Linked DNA regions of Homo sapiens: region 2 is linked to region 1. A link is an interaction called in ENCODE POLR2A ChIA-PET data of the cell type or tissue named here. Cell type or tissue: OCI-LY7. All regions are shown on one strand. Each heading gives the region's core, and the rest is flanking DNA. Links, peaks and the distances in the headings are about the cores only.

Evidence for each region. ChIA-PET counts read pairs that join two places held together with the same protein. Peaks named below come from ENCODE experiments on the same cell type or tissue, not always from the same donor. Only the 100,000 strongest peaks of a DNase experiment are listed, where the experiment ranks them.
Region 2: POLR2A ChIA-PET joins it to region 1 with 11 read pairs; 2 of 35 experiments call an interaction of 5 or more read pairs at or near these places.

What each region holds. Positions count from the first base shown.
Region 1 is chr12:50,979,605-50,987,712 of GRCh38, reverse strand. It overlaps SLC11A2 (solute carrier family 11 member 2), which reads left to right. Exons shown (of 16, transcript NM_000617.3): 16 at 1-1,721. Among named protein-coding and RNA genes, the nearest start is that of HIGD1C, 31 kb to the right of the region's middle. RefSeq lists a silencer at 5,820-6,020. In OCI-LY7, for the core only: no CTCF peak of the experiment used is centred there; no DNase peak of the experiment used is centred there.
Region 2 is chr12:51,184,057-51,192,164 of GRCh38, reverse strand. It overlaps POU6F1 (POU class 6 homeobox 1), which reads left to right. Exons shown (of 11, transcript NM_001330422.2): 10 at 401-569; 11 at 1,573-5,229. The coding sequence ends at 1,918. Among named protein-coding and RNA genes, the nearest start is that of TFCP2, 15 kb to the right of the region's middle. RefSeq lists an enhancer at 3,120-3,329 and a silencer at 3,700-3,839. In OCI-LY7, for the core only: no CTCF peak of the experiment used is centred there; DNase peaks (open chromatin) are centred at 3,374, 3,724 and 4,654; H3K4me3 peaks cover 2,014 bases; H3K27ac peaks cover 2,500 bases.

The DNA.
Region 1 (8,108 bases), core at 3,663-6,162:
AAAGAAGGGGAAAAACTGACAACTAACAAAACCAGCACCACATCGCTAGGTGGTGCTTACTAATTACCTTCTCAGGATTTTCCTCAGATTGAAAAGCTTATGAGGATTTCTTGGGAGTCTTAATAACCTGCCTGTTAGTACAGAGCTTTCCTGATGATATTTACTCTTGAGCACATGTGGTTGTAAAACCTTAACTTTCTTTCTCCAGGAGGGTGGTGATAGAAACAGATGGTAGTATTTATGAACTGATGTTCTCGTGAAATGTTGAGGGTGGGGAGAAAAGACTTTAAGGGAGGAGAGCCATCTATTTTGTTCCTAAAGCCACCTCTCAGCAGAATCGTCATGTTTTTCTGATGCACCGCTCTGCTTCATGCCCAAGATGACTTGCGAGGCAATCTCAGGAGCTGTGGACTTAACCGTTGCAAAGCACACTGTCTTTCTCAGCGTTCTCTGCAAGTCAGTAGGTGTTAGTATGGTTGCAAAGTTCACTGTCTCAGCAAAGTTGAACTGGGCTACCTCTCTACAGCTGTTTCCTCAGAGGGAAAAATCTTGAGACCAGATGGTGGAGCTCTGGAGTCAGAGGAAATGGGTGTCTTCAGCACAAAGCTGCTGCTTTTACTTCAGCCACTTCTGACATTTTTACATACCGAGCCTGAGATTGTGTGATTATCTCAAATCAAATCACTTTGATGGAGATAAATAATCAAAACTGTTTTATAGTCATTGATTTGGTGAGAACAGTAATGGAAAATGGTGTTGAAGGACTTCTCATTTTTGGAGCTTTCCTTCCAGAGTCCTGGCTGATTGGTGTTCGCTGTTCATCTGAGCCCCCAAAAGCATTATTACTGATACTTGCACACAGTCAAAAGCGCAGACTGGATGGATGGTCTTTTATAAGGCATTTAAGGGTACACTACTGTGTTTCACTGACCATACATTTTTCTTAGCCCCTCAAGTAATATAGCACAGAGTTATGAATGACAATTCCCCTAACCATTCCTCTTCATATCTGCCTCTTCCCCTTACCATCGTAATTCTCCAAACTGGTCATAAAGGCACTCTGTGAAGATATTGGGGACTGACATCTTAAGCTCTCACCTGGCTGCAGTAGGAAAGGCCAAACTGACGACAAAAAAAAAATTCTTTATAAAGATGATATGGTAACATGTATCTTTGCCCTGGGTCTGGGTGGGTCCAGTCAGTCTCAGATTTACAAGCATTTAGGAGCCTAGGTAAAAGCTGCTAGTATTCTTTTAAAAGTTATATTTATGACTTGCAATGATAGAAAACTCCTTCCAATTAAATGGCATTTTATAATATTATGTGTGTACTTCACAGTGTTAAAAATACCCTCATACGTTATTGCATTTGATCTTCACAGAAAGTGCATTTTAACCAGTACTCTGGGTGCAATAAATAATATGTAGAAATTTAAGTCCTCCAATTCCAGCATATCCAGTGAGTTTTGACAGTGTGTTTATGTGGAATGTTTAAGGATATACAATTGTACTTTATATAAATTGGTTCTTGTTCTTCTTAAATGTGACATGAAATAATTGTGCTGCTACATTATACTGGAAATTAACAGGGGAAAAGGGAAGAGCTCTTGGCTCCCTTGAGGTTCTGCTAGTGGTGTTAGGAGTGGTTACAACTGAGCTTTTAGTAACCATTTAACCGTATGTAAACTTGGTTTCTAATTAAAAAAAAATTTCTTTTTCCAATTTGGTTTCCTGGGTATTTTTTTAACCTTGAAATAATTTATTAATAGGGTTACAACAACTTTGATACAAAAAATACTGAAACAGCAACTACCACCTGGAATGGCACACTAAGTCCACACTGTTAGGATTTTCTCCTTAGAAAGGATAGAGAAATAAATGGATTTAGTCCTCAGAAAGCTTGGATTAATTGCAGATACCAGGATATTAATTTCCATTTACCCACTTAGTCAAATAGTTTTACCATAGCTAAAGGTCACATCATTACCATGTTGAAACTTGGGAAAAAAATTTTATTCTGCTTTTCTCTAAGCTGACTATTTTCTACCTGTAGCTTATTTCACTGTTTCACTTTTACATTCTATATGTGCTGCCAATGAAAAATTAGTATTTGAAGAGAAACCAAACTCATTTAGCTTAAAGACCAAGGAGCATTTTGGCAGACCTGATATAAATGGAAATATTGACACCATTTATTAAAAACAAAGGCAGAGCTCAGGCACAGTGAACTTTACTAGGCACATGACAGGAAAACTTGAGTCAGCACTTGATTTGTCCCAGGAGTGTCACCAGAACTTCATTTTCCCTTTCTCTGTTGCAAGGCTTCCCTGTGAGTAACACAGTGGAATTCATCTAGGAAGAATTTTGTTCTCCATGTTGTCCTTCCTCATTTAGTGCTCTCTCTTTACTTTGGATTTAATTTCAGAACTAAAATAGGATTCAAAACAATGTGAGGATCCTGTTTTGAAACATTTCCTTTAGCTCTGCCCTCTGGAATACCTTCTGCTCCTTCATTGGTAGGACCAATGAATCTAAATCTGTCAGCTTCTCTAAGTCCCTTAGCTTATGAATTTAAAAATGGCTAACTCAGTACTGTGTTCTAAGGCCTGGCCTGAACAGTTGTATTATCTCATTTAATCCTTGTAACAACAAGAGGATCAGCCTCTATGTAGATGAGTCAACTGGAAGGCCAAAAGTAACTTGCCCACATTTACATTACTAATGAAATGTGCAGTTGGCATTTGAACTCGCATAGCTTAACTCCAGAACCCATGTTTTCATTCCCAAACTATCCTGTGTAATATATAGTATACCCTTCATGTTGGGTTGTCACCAAGCTTTGTTGTTTAGCAGCACAAGGAACATAACACACTGAAGCATTTGTTTCATACTCTGATTAGTGCTAGAATATGCATTAGGCAGAAGTTGCCAACTGGTAGATTTTGGTCCCTGTGCAGAATTTTTAAAAGTAAGTTTGAATGCTTTTGGCAAGTGTAGAGAATGGACAGGGCCCTCTATGGTCCTATCCCAGCAATAGCCAAGAGTTACTAGTTAATAAGTTCACTCATTTGCATTAGCTCTCTGCCCCCGGAAGTATTTTAGCCTATTTCCAGGCCATTTAGTCTCATTTCTCAATGTCTCAGAACAATATAACAAACATCTCCAATGAAAGTGGTCTATCAACTAAGTCATCTAAGTGACACTCTGTGGGCATCACAGGACCAATACTGCAACCCTTGCTTACTACGTATTGAAGAAGTCTACCACCATTGCTCACTTGGGAAAGGCTTCAATGAATTGTCAATATATTTAATTGCTGTTATTTACTTAAGCCTAAATTAAGCAAGCTGATGTCTGAAGAGCTGTTTCCATGTCCTAAAGCCAGTGTAATACAGTGTTTTCCTAGCCCACTAGTTGGAAATAGTTTTATCCTGGGCATCATTTGGTCTAATCTGTCTTCACACAGTCATCACTGCAAGCCTGTGAGGTTATACACTGCAGTTTGTAATGTGTTAAATATATGTGTCGAAGACTCACATGAGATAGTATATTGGTGTACTTGGCATTTTCTTTTTTTTTTTTTCTGAGATGGAGTCGAGCTTTGTCACCCAGGCTGGAGTGCAGTGCTATGATCTCGGCTCACTGCCACCTCTGCCTCCCAGGTTCAAGCAATTCTCCTGCCTCAGCCTCCCGAGTAGCTGGGATTACAGGTGCCCACCACCATGCCTGGATAATTTTTTTTTTTTAAGATGGAGTCTCACTCTGTTGCCCAGGCTGGAGTGCAGTGGTGCGATCTCAGCTCACTGCAACCTTCCCTTCCCAGGTTCAAGCAATTCTCCTGCCTCTGCCTCCCAAGTAACTGGGACTACAGGCACACACCACTAAGGCCAGCTAATTTTTGTATTTTTAGAGATGGGGATTCACCATGTTGGCCAGGCTGGTCTCAAACCCCTGACCTCATGATCCACCCACCTCAGCCTCCCTAAGTGCTGGGATTACAAACGTGAGCCACTGCACCTGGCTAATTTTTGTATTTTCAGTAAAGCCAGGGTTTTACCATGTTGGTCAGGCTGCTCTCGAACTCCTGACCTCAAGTGATCTGCCTGCCTCGGCCTCTCAAAGTGCTGGGATTACAGGTGTGAGCCACTGTGCCTGGCTGTACTTGGCATTTTCAAATGTAGCATTTATTCACATTTTACAAATGAGTAGAATAAGGCTCCAAAAGTATATGTGACATGCTGAAGGCCATAGAAAGTGGCAGAGTTAAGGGCTTGAACCCAACTCCAGTGCCTTTATATTACACTAAAATAGGGATAGTTGCTACCAATAAATTTATAGTCTGCATTCTGCATTAACTTAGAGGCTGTTGGTGCCAAAGGATAACAATAAAAGCTCTGCGTAATAATAATAGGGCTAAAATGAGACTCAAACTTGTCTCAAGGTGTATTCGAGAAGAGAAAAAGTAAAAAGAAATAACTTCATAGCCAGCCTAGGAAACATGGCAAAACCCTGTCTACAAAAAAATTAGCTGAGTGTGGTGGCACACGCCTATAGTCCTAGCTACTTGGGAGGCTGAGATGGGAGGATGGCTGAAGCCCAGGAGGTAGAGGTGGCAGTGAGCCAAGATTGTGTCATTGGCACTCCAGCGTGAGTGACATAGTGAGGCCTTGTCTCTACAAAAAAAATAACAACTTCACAGGTCCCAACACAAACCATCTAGACTCAGTTCTTTAGGAGTGGAGTCTGGAATTGTGGGTTTTTTTTTTTTTTTTTTTGACGGAGTCTCGCTGTGTTGCCCAGGCCGGAGTGCAGTGGCATGATCTCAGCTCACTGCAGCCTCTGCCTCCTGGATTCAAGTGTTTCTCCTGCCTCAGCCTCGTGAGTAGCTGGGATTACAGGCATGCGCCACCATGCCCCGCTAATTTTTGTATTTTTAGTCGAGGGGTTTCGCCATGTTGGTCAGGCTGGTCTTGAACTTCTGACCTGAGGTGATCCATGCGCCTCGGCCTCCCACAGTGCTGGGATTACAGGCATGAGACACCGTGCCCAGTCGGAATTGTTTTTTGTTTGTTTGCTGTTTTGTTTTTTGAGACGGAGTCTGACTCTGTCGCCAGGCTGGAGTGCAGTGGTGCAATCTCGGCTCACTGCAATCTCTGCCTCCTGGGTTCAAGTGATTCTCCTGCCTCAGCCTCCCGATTAGCTGGGATTACAGGTGTGTGCCACCACACCCAGCTAATTTTTTTTGTATTTTTAGTAGAGACGGAGTTTCATCATGTTGGCCAGGATGGTCTCGATCTCCTGACCTCATGATCCGCCCACCTTGGCCTCCCAAAGTGCTGGGTTTACAGGCGTGAGCCACCGCACCCAGCTGGGAATTGTGTTTTAAAAGCAGCTTCGGTGATTCTGATGCAGGCTGACAAACATTTGGGACCCACAGGTCATCTTTCTCCCTCTTGGTACATGCCATTTCATGTTTTTGTTTTTTAAATGAAAGGCTTTTCTCTGCTCCAGTGCCAAAGGATAATAGGGCTCAGGATTGAAACCATTGGGAATTTGATTTCTAATTCACACAGTAGTAAAATACAAAAGCATTCTGCTTGTTTGTTCTTATCCTGATTTGAAGCACCCATCCTTAGGCAGAGTGTGTCACAAGAATAGTCAGAGTGCTAATTTTGCTAAGGACATTTGGTACCATCTCAGTCCTTAACTATTTCAGCTCCTACCTGTTATTTTGCATATCAGAAGCCATTCATGTATGTATCTGTAAGCCATTTCTTTTCTGAAATAAAAATCAATATAGCAGTACAGAAAAAAAGGCCTAAATTGATGTGCTAATTATAGGTACTTAAAAGCTGATTTCAATAAATACGTGAAAATCAGTCTAACCCTCTTCCATCTTTTTTTCCTTAGTGCCATCTGGGATTGACAGCTCAGCCTGAACTCTATCTTCTGAACACCATGGACGCTGACTCACTTGTGTCTAGATGACTGACAGCCTGAGAGACTCTATAAGAACATGTTTTTCTAAGCCCTTTTTGTGCCAGGTGTCCCGTTAACGTCTCTGTTAGTTCAGAGGTGAGTTTTGTTCAGACGTTTTGAACAAAAGGCAAAGATTTCCTCATGGGAAGGGTGTTCAAAACTGACAGCTATAAATGTAGGTCAGAGACCCACCCACCTCATAACAGTCATACACTCCCAGAGTTAAACGATTGGCCTCTGATGGCCACACACCCCTATGGGCTTGTGTCTTGGACTCTGGGATTTAAAAGATATATATGTATATATATTTATGTAAACCTGAGCATCTCAGTTTGGGTAGAGTTTTAAGGTTATATGAAACTGATAGAACTTTTGTATTTTTTTTTTAAATATTGTTTTGATATATCAGATATTTGTTTTGTCTGGATCACAAGTGAGAAAGAAAAGAGAACAATGCTCTTTTTCACAATGAACTGGTCAAATTGACTATCTTGTAAAGTGATACTTTACTATGTCAGTGAAATTTCAGTTTGATTTTAGTCAACCAGATTATATCCTTTGTATCTACTGATATTAACACATCATATTAACACATCATTTCTTAAAAAAACATTTCTTCTGTTTGGCAATCATAATTAACTCTGGTTATCAGCCTATTTTGTAATTATTGTCTTTGTCGTCACTTTTCTTGAATTGTTTTCTAGTCATTAAACAGATATGAAGGCATTGCCAAAGAGCTTTAATATCCAGTAACAAGATCCAGAAACCACACTTTAACCAGTGATCAGTTTTCCGTGCTGCATTGTAACTCAGCTCATTCTGGCATTCAAGTTTTAGGCAAAAAAAGAGGAAACTTCTAACATTTAGCTTGTAAGTCCTGACATAAGATAGTGAAGATATTTATCTTCTTTCTAATATTTGTATAGTCCGCCAATGTATTTTCTTCCCACTATTCCCATTAACATACCAAACACTGTTTCTAGGTCCAAAGTCTATTTCTAGGAGTGGCCAATATTTGTATTGTTGAATCTCCTAGGGAATGCTAAATGTTTCACTTTAAAATACCTATTTATACCAAGTAGCATGAGATTAGTACTAGAGTGAGATTTGGAATATTAGTCCACATATCACAAACTGCTTGCCTACATGTATAGATTTTTTTTTTCACCCACCTTCCTAACCAGGAATTTGTTTCCTTAAATTTGTTGTTGTTGTTGTTGTTGTTTGTTGTTATTTTTTTGAGAAGAGTCTTGCCCTGTCGCCAAGGTGGGAATGCATTGACGTGATCTCAGTTCACTGTAACCTCTACCTCCCCGGTTTAATCGATTCTCCTCCTTCAGCCTCCTGAATAGCTGGGATTACAGGCACCACATTTTTAGTGGAGATGGGGTTTCACCATGTTGGCCAGGCTGGTCTCAAACTCTTGACCTCAAGTGATCTACCTGCCTCAGCCTCCCAAAGTGCTGGGATTACAGGTGTGAGCCACTGCACCCAGCGTTTTTTGTTGTTAAGACAGGGTCTTGCTCTGTTGCCCAGGCTGGAGTGCAGTGGTGTGATCTCAGCTCACTGCAACTTCTGCCACCTGGGCTTAAGCCATCCTCCCACTTCAGCATCCCAAATAGCTGGGACTGCAGGCACACACCACCACACCCAGCTAATTTTTGTATTTTTTGTAGAGACGGGATTTCACCATGTTGCCCAGGCTGGTGTTGAACTCATGAGCTCAAGTAATCTGCTGGCCTTGGCCTCCCAAAGTGCTGAGATTATAGGCGTGAGCCACTGCATCCAGCTCACTCCTCATTTCTTTCTAGCCCCAAAGGTGTTGAGTCAGCAAATCCTGCAGCCTTTGTGTGACTTTGAGCATCACTTTCCCCTTTCAGCATTAAATATATGACCTCTCTGCCTTATTTTAGAACTTACTACATTTCAATAAAACTTTTTAAAAAATCCAGACATTGCCTATGTTCGTTTATAATCGGCCCTTAAAGAGGCAGGGATTTTTCTAAAATGACACTTTAAAATTTCCTCATTTCTACTTCAGGGCCTCTTGAAACTTCAGATAATGAGAGCAGCCAACCCTGCAACTCAGGCTATAGAGTCCTTCTGATCTTAAAACTGAGACTGAATTCA
Region 2 (8,108 bases), core at 2,465-4,964, 210 kb before region 1:
TTTGGGCACGATGACAGTGGAGGCTGTCAAGCTGGCTGGCTGGCTGCTTTTTGGAGAGGCCGAGCCATGGGCTGTCTCCGCTATGGTCTCTCACCCAGTATTTGAGGAATGTGGGTGACCAACAAGTGTGTTTGGGGCCAGGCCTAGGGAGAATGGGGGAGGGTGAGCAGTTAGAGCTGGAAGAACTTGAAAATAGCTCCTTACCCCTGGAGAGGTTAGTTTAGGCCCCTTCAACTCTTGCTTGTCTTGGGGACAAAGGTGATAAGAGTCTTGAAGGTGCGTGAGCCTTTTCCCAGGTGTCCTCACCTCTCACTACTGCGTCAGTTCAGACCAATGAGCCAGATAAGCAGGGATGGTTCCCATGTTACACACTCATCCCTGCTCCCTCCCTCTGGCCTAGAGCCACATACTCCAAGTCTGGATGAGGATGGGATCAACTTAGAAGAGATCCGGGAGTTTGCCAAGAACTTTAAGATCCGGCGGCTCTCGCTGGGCCTTACACAGACCCAGGTGGGTCAGGCTCTGACTGCAACGGAAGGTCCAGCCTACAGCCAGTCAGCCATCTGCCGGTGAGTAAGGCTGCCCTAGACAGGATTAGGGCCTGCTCAGCTGCCTGGTGCCACCGGGCACTCATGGGAACCTGAGCACCGGCCCCTTTTCCATATGCCCCCTTGCTCCAGCCTTTTTCCAGATAAGGAAGACCATCTTAAGGGTAGATATGAACACCTGGGGCAGTCAAAGGCTGACCCTGTCCTTCTGAGGTCCTCTGAAGATTATCCTCCAATCCTGGGCATTAATATGGGTCTTCTTTGGGGAACCCAAGACCCTAATCCACTGAGGAATTCTAGCAGGAAAGGAGTACAGCTTATAAAATTAGTCACCAAAGTGGGAACTTCCATTCTATGTTGGCCCTTAACTGTAACCCACCATACCTCATCATGCTCCCATCTCCCCTCTAACAAGGAATGACTGTAAAGTAACATAGCTGAGTTTTCTGTAAGCAGCCTACAAACTAGTTTTGGTGCCAGGAGGGATAGAGTTTCAAACAAGAATAAGCGCATGGCTCAGGGATGGCCAAAAGGTTTCATCTGCCTGCCAGCTCCATAGGTCAGGCTAGAGTGACCTTTAGAGTGCCTCCAGCATCCTGTGGAGAATCCTGTCACCACATCCAGCTCAGCCAGAAAGAGCAGCCTGACTTGTTAGTGATGCTGCTATGGGAGTGTGACTGGAGGCCTCCCAAGGTGACTCCTCAAAAGGACTTCATTCATTTAGGGGAACGTTCTAGAATGGTTGTTTGTAAGGCAGTTGCACTATTATTATTCCACTACTGACTGAGCCGAGGCCGTGGGAATGGTTTCCCTGTTAGGACCGGGCACATCAGAGGGTCTGAGGAGTCTGGGCTTGGCCAAACTAGAGGGGTCTTGGTGGAGGTGGTGAGGGGAGCACTGGGTACAGTCTCACCAGCCCCTAGAGGAGCGGCCCCTTGAGGATGGAGCCTGCACCTAGGTGCGGGGTGTGCCAAAGAGACCAACATGCTCTCACTGCCTCTTCCTGGGTATGGGTTGCCCACAGGTTCGAGAAGCTAGACATCACACCCAAGAGTGCCCAGAAGCTAAAGCCGGTGCTGGAAAAGTGGCTAAACGAAGCTGAACTGCGGAACCAGGAAGGCCAGCAGAACCTGATGGAGTTTGTGGGAGGCGAGCCCTCCAAGAAACGCAAACGCCGCACCTCCTTCACCCCCCAGGCCATAGAGGCTCTCAATGCCTATTTTGAGAAGAACCCACTGCCCACAGGCCAGGAGATCACTGAAATTGCTAAGGAGCTCAACTACGACCGTGAGGTAGTGCGGGTCTGGTTCTGCAATCGGCGCCAGACGCTCAAGAACACCAGCAAGCTGAACGTCTTTCAGATCCCTTAGGGCTCAGCCCCTGGCCCTGTGTTCTAGCACTTTGTCCATTTCCCGTGGCATCCGGCTGCAGCCACTGCCATGACAGCACCTGTCATTTTGCCACGTGCAGCTGTGCTCACCCCAGGTCATCAGACTCCACCGTGTGCATGTGCATCAATGTCCCTCTTTTCTCCCACACATCTCACATCATGGGGAGGCCAGAGGGGGCCACACGAGAGCTCCAGGCTCTGGGCTGGTCACTCCGAAGAAGAGGATTTGTGACGTCACTTAGAGAAGCACCTTGCTAGCATGGTTTCTGAAGGGTGAATTCTGGTGGGGAACCAGAAACTCCCTGTCTTTGGGGCAGGGCTAAAGCAGCTCCTAAGGACCACTGGCCATTAGCTCTTGCTTTTGATGGCATTCTCTTTCCACCTTGTCTTCTCCTTTGCTCCTCTGTGTTAGTGTGGCAGGTATGACAACTCATCCAGTGGAAACACAGCCTCACACTGCCCTTCCGCCCCCCACACTTTGCCTGCAGGTGCACCGAAAGGACCTGGGAGATAAAATTCAAAAAAGTGTGATGTGCTGCTCAGAAGGTCAGACTCCATGTCTGCCTTGACCTCAAGGTCAGAAGGTTCCCAAACCCCTGGGGCTGGAACATGGGATCTCCTCTTCCACCTCTTCCTGGTTCCTTTGCGGGGAAAATTGCACTAAAACAGAACCTTTTCTTAATCCATGTTGGAAGGAAGCAACAGTGAACTCTACCTGTTCTGGAGTTCTCCTGGGTCTGCAGAAGGTTGGGAATTTAGAAAATAAGGCTGTTCTTTCATATTTTAATTTAATCTCTGTCAATGGCCATCCCTCCCACAAAAAAACGTGGGTTAAGAGAACTTGCAGACTGGATATGCAAGCAAACGGGCAACTCTGGAGAAAAATAAGGAAAGGAATGCTGACTTTCTCTTTCTTTCTCTTGTCCCCACACCCATTCCCAACCCAATACTGGGGCCTTCTCAAAAGGAGCAAATTAAACAATAAACCAGACAGCAAGGCCCTGGGGGAAAGGACAACATCCTGAAATAAATGATGGAGCCCAGGAAGGTCTCTTGTGGAAGTTGACTTAACTCTAATTTTCTTTGTAACTTTAAGCCTTGGATACGGGAGGAGAAATCTCATTTTGTCGAGTCTCAGACCATGTCTGTGTGTAAGCAATCCCCACAGTGTCCTCTGAGCCAAGGACACCCCCAGATCAGATTGAGTTTTGCTTCTAGACGGGGTAGCTATGGTACCTTGGGGGTTAGCTCTCATCCAAGCTGTTAAGTGAGTTTCCAGCCTCACTGTGGCTGGAAAGCCCCTAAAATTCAGTATGTAACTCCAGGAAGTCAGGAGAGAACTGAGATTTGCCTAGATGACCACAGGCTTGCGGTGTAGATTATCCCTAAAGGGCCCCAAGTCACGGGGGTCAACCACCCCTGTCTTCAGTACTCTTATCCTTACAGAGGCTGGTCTCTAACAGCTGCCTCCAGTGGACCTCCCATGATCCACCCTGAGGGAAGGACCGTCAGCTGGGGACACATCACCACCTCTGTCAGTCACTGGTGCAGAGCCACCTCCTAGCCTAGCTTCCTCTGGTGTCCTGTTTCCTTTCCCACTTACTGTTGGTGCCTCCCAGGCCCTGCAGTGCCAGCGTGGCCACCCTCTTGGTAGCCTGGCCAGTAAGAGGAGGACAGTTGTGTGCTGAATTAGCACACGCACGTGCAGCGCGCACAGACGCGCGCACACACACACACATACACGCTCTGCTGCATTTGGACAAACCATGCCTGCCAGAGTGTAGCAGAGGTGAGGAAGCAGGTGGGCAGCTTGCCTGACCCAGCTTTTCAGGAGAGCGTGTCTCCAACAGAGAGTCTCCACACTCTAGTTCAGGGTTATCGACCTGCCTCAATGAGATGACAGACTCATTTGGGAGGGGTGTTGCAAACAAGTTTTCAGTGAGAATAGTTAAGTTCCAGAGCTTGTAAAGGATTCAGTGACTGACACTTCAGTAAATTAGGCCAGGCACATTGGCTTATGCCTGTAATTCCAACACTTTGGAAGGCCGAGGTGGGCGGATCATTTGAGGTCTGGAGTTCGAGACCAGCCTGACCAACATGGTGAAACCCCGTCTCTACTAAAAATACAAAAATTAGCCAGGTGTGGTAGTGCACATCTGTAATCCCAGCTACTTGGGAGGTGGAGGCAGGAGAATTGCTTGAACCCTGGAGGTTGCAATGAGCTGAGATCACACTACTTCACTCCAGCCTGGGTGACAGAGCAAGACTCGGTCTCAAACAAACAAAAACTTATGGCGATGCAGGTTTTCATGCTCAGACGCTTGCATTCAGGTATGCTTTCTTTTTTGAGAGAGACAAATGGGTCACAGCTGGCACCCTGGGAATAGCACATAATCCAGGGTGTGTCTGTGGTGGTGGACGTGCAGGGGAACACCATCTGTCCTGTGTCATGATGGGAAAACAATCATGAACCACTGGTCTAAATTAGGCCTGGCCATGCTTTCTCAGCCCCTCCCTCATTTAAATTTGTCTTCCCAAAGCTGAGCTAAAACTAAACCATTTCTCCTCTGCTGGAATGATGGATTGGTCATTCAGAGGAACAATACCAGGGGTGGGAGGTTTGCAGGCTGAGTTCCCCAGGCATGGGGGTGCAGGGTGTCCCTGAGGTTTACCCAAAGCACAGCTCGCTGGCCTGTGACCTCTGCCCTTCCTCCCACAGTGTAAGACCCCCCAGGAAGCAGCTGGGGCCTGAACCTCTCACCTAGGAGGTAGGTTTATTTTATTTTTTGTTAGCATCAGGCTCTGAAGGAGTTGGTATACATTTTGTTTTGAAAACATCTTCTGGACTTACACCAGAGCTTAGTGTCGTCTTTACTATGGAAAGAGAGGAGAATGGACAGAAATGGTTTAACTGTGTGGAGTTTTGTTTGTTTTGTTTTAAATGGAAGAAAGACCAAAACTTTCCTGGTGGATCAGCTAGGGCCTTTGACCCTGCATTACCACGGCATTTTATCCAGGTGAAGTCCAGGGAAAGAACTCAGCCAAATGGACTAAGGAACACACGAGTTTGGAATGCGAGACTCTGACATTTTTGTGTTCTTGGAAATCCAATTACCTTCCCATGCCCAGATTTCCTTCCTGCCTCTTGGACCAGGCTCTGGCACTGAGGTTCTCACTGTTCCCAACACAGACAAAGCTTCCTGAGGGCTGGAGGGGCAGCAAGGGGAGAGGAGAATGGGGAAGAAGCGCTTGATGTAGTTGTGTGGAATAAACAGTATTTTTTCTTTTGTACTGGTCTGCTTGTTTCCTGTTCACTCTTCAGGGTAGAAATATTAGTGAAACAGTGTCAGAGGACAGGGAAGTGACAGTCTTTGCTGTCAGCTTGCAGCCTGGAAAATCCCATTGCAAGAAAGCAGGGGTCAGTACTCTGGATTCCCATTTCAGAAGTCCCTGCTTGGGCCCTCCTGCCACCACGACCCTCCCATCACATTGGGGATTCAGTTCTAGAGACAGAAGGGCACAGGGTCTCCTTTTAGAACACCCTTCTTATACCTAGAGCCCCAGAATTCTCTGCCAAGCCCACTTCCTGGACCCCTCCTCTCTGGGTTCCAGGAGCTGTGCCGTTGGTGTGCACACTTGTAGGTCTAAGAGGTGGCTGCCTTAGTCTGCTCTGGTTGCTACAACAAAGTACCTTAGACTCAGTGCCTTACAGACAAGAGAAATTTATTGCTCACAGTTTTGGAGACTGGAAAGTCCAAGATCAAGGTCAAGATCAAGGTCGATGTCTGATAAGAGCCCTCTTCCTCATAAACAGGTATCTTTTCACTGTAACCTCACATGGTGGAAGGGCAAGCAAGCTCCCTTGGCCTCTTTTATAAGGGAGCTAATCCCATTAATCTTACTTGACTAATCACACCCCAAAAGGCCCCACCTTAATCTAGTCAGCCCTCCATATCCCTGGGGTCTGTGTCCTCAGATACAACCTCAGATGGAAAATACAATATTCAAAAACAACAACAGGCCGGGTGTGGTGGCTATTGCCTGTAATCCCAGCACTTTGGGAGGCCAAGGCAGGCGGATTGCCTGAGCTCAGGAGTTCGCAACCAGCTTGGGCAACATGGTAAAACCCCGTCTCTACTAAAAATCCAAAAATTAAACAGGTGTGGTGGTACATGCCTGTAATCCCAGCTATTTGGGAGGCTGAGGCACAAGAATTGCTTGAACCCAGGAGATGGAGGTTGCAGTGAGCCGAGATCGTACCACTGCACTCCAGCCTGGGTAACAGAGCAAGACTCTGCCTCCAAACAAACAAACAACCCAACCCCCCTAATACAACAGTAAAAAACAAAACAAACAAAAAATGTCAATATCGTATAACAACTATTTACATAGCATTTACATTATATTAGTAGGTATTATAAGTAACCCAGTGATAATTTTATGCAAGAGGATGTGCACAGGAGGTTATGTGGAAATACTACACTGTTTTTGGTGGGTTTTGTTTTGTTTCTAGAGACAGAGTCTCACTTGTTGGCCCAGGCTGGAGTGCAGTGGCGTGATCACAGCTCACTAGATTTCCCTGGCTCAAGTGATCCTCCCACCTCAGCCTCCCAAGTGGCTGGGTCTACAGGCATGTGCCACCACACCTGGCTAATTTTTTTATTTTTGTTTTTAGAGATGGGGTCTCACTATGTTGCCCAGGCTGGAGTACACCATTTTATATGAGAGGCTTGAGCACCTGTGGATTTTGGTATCCTCAGGCATCCTGAAACCAATCCCCGACAGATATGGAAGGACAACTGTACTATCACATTGGGGATTCAGTTTCATTATAGGAATTTTTGGGAAACACAAACATTCAGCCCTGCCGTGGCCAAAGGGCAGCTGTTTGTCAGACAGTAGGGTGACAGAGCTTGGATATGTAGACTACGGTGTCTACACATGTACGTCAGGCTCTTTGCAGTGCAAGATGGGGAGAGGGAAGAGAAGGCAGCCAACGGGCTGAGGGCCAGGACTGGGGCACATTCTAGCATGGGACTTCAAGGAGTTCTAAATCCAAACCTGGCCTCCCAGGTCACTATAAAGGTATACTCTTCAGGATAGGAAGCCAGAACTTTAATAATTAGTTTGACTTATACTTTACAAAAGGGTGACTATATGGTAAGCAAGACTTTGTATTATTCCCCAGGACTGTCACCTGAGCTTAGAGCTGAGAGCACACCTGTCATGAGGGTCTCTCTTGGCTTGTCTACTTCCTAGGAGCAGGGTTCATGACATCTGTCTCTCAGGTCCCTCTCCCCTGACACTCAGCTGGTATTGATGACGTCTGGGCTACCTAATCCAAACTGGTGAGAGCAGCCGGGAGCAGTGGCTCATGCCTGTAATCCCAGCACTTTGGGAGGCCGAGGCGGGTGGCTCACCTGAGGTCAGGAGTTTGAGACCAGCCTGGCCAACGTGGCAAAACCCTGTCTCTACTAAAAATACAAAAACTGGCCAGGCGTGGGGGCACAAGACTGTAATCCCAACTACTTGGGTGGCTGAGGCATGAGAATCGCTTGAGCCTGGGAGGCAGAGGCTACAGTGAACCGAGATCAAGCCACTGCACTCCAGCCTGGATGACAGAGTGAGACCCTGTCTCAAAAAAATAAACAAACAAATAAAAATAAACCGGTGAGAGCAAGACAGCACCTTTGATTCTACCCAACCAACATTCCTGAGCTGGGCACTGTGCTGGATTCTGGACCATGCCTCACCTCTTCACCCCTACCCAGGGAGATAATGAATGTCTAAGCCTCTGATGCAAAGCTTAGGGATCAGAGGAGCTTTACAGTACTCTGAAACAATGGGGCAAAAATTCAAACAGAAGCCAGCACTTACCTTTTGCATAGATTTTACGTAGATATTACATAGATCTTACATAGATATTAGCTATCCACGCTGGGCTGTGACTCCTCATTACACAGGCTAGGGGCCTACAGTAGGTGCTTGATAAATGGCAGATGATTGACTGAATGCATTTCATACCCTCTCCTTCACGGAAATAATGACAGCTGAGTCCCTGACTTCAGGTTCCTGGGAGAAAGCAGGACTATGAGATTCAGCTTAGCTATGCCGGGTTGGGTGTGTGAAATATGAGAGTGAATAGAATCTGGGCAGCAGCTGGCTGTGAC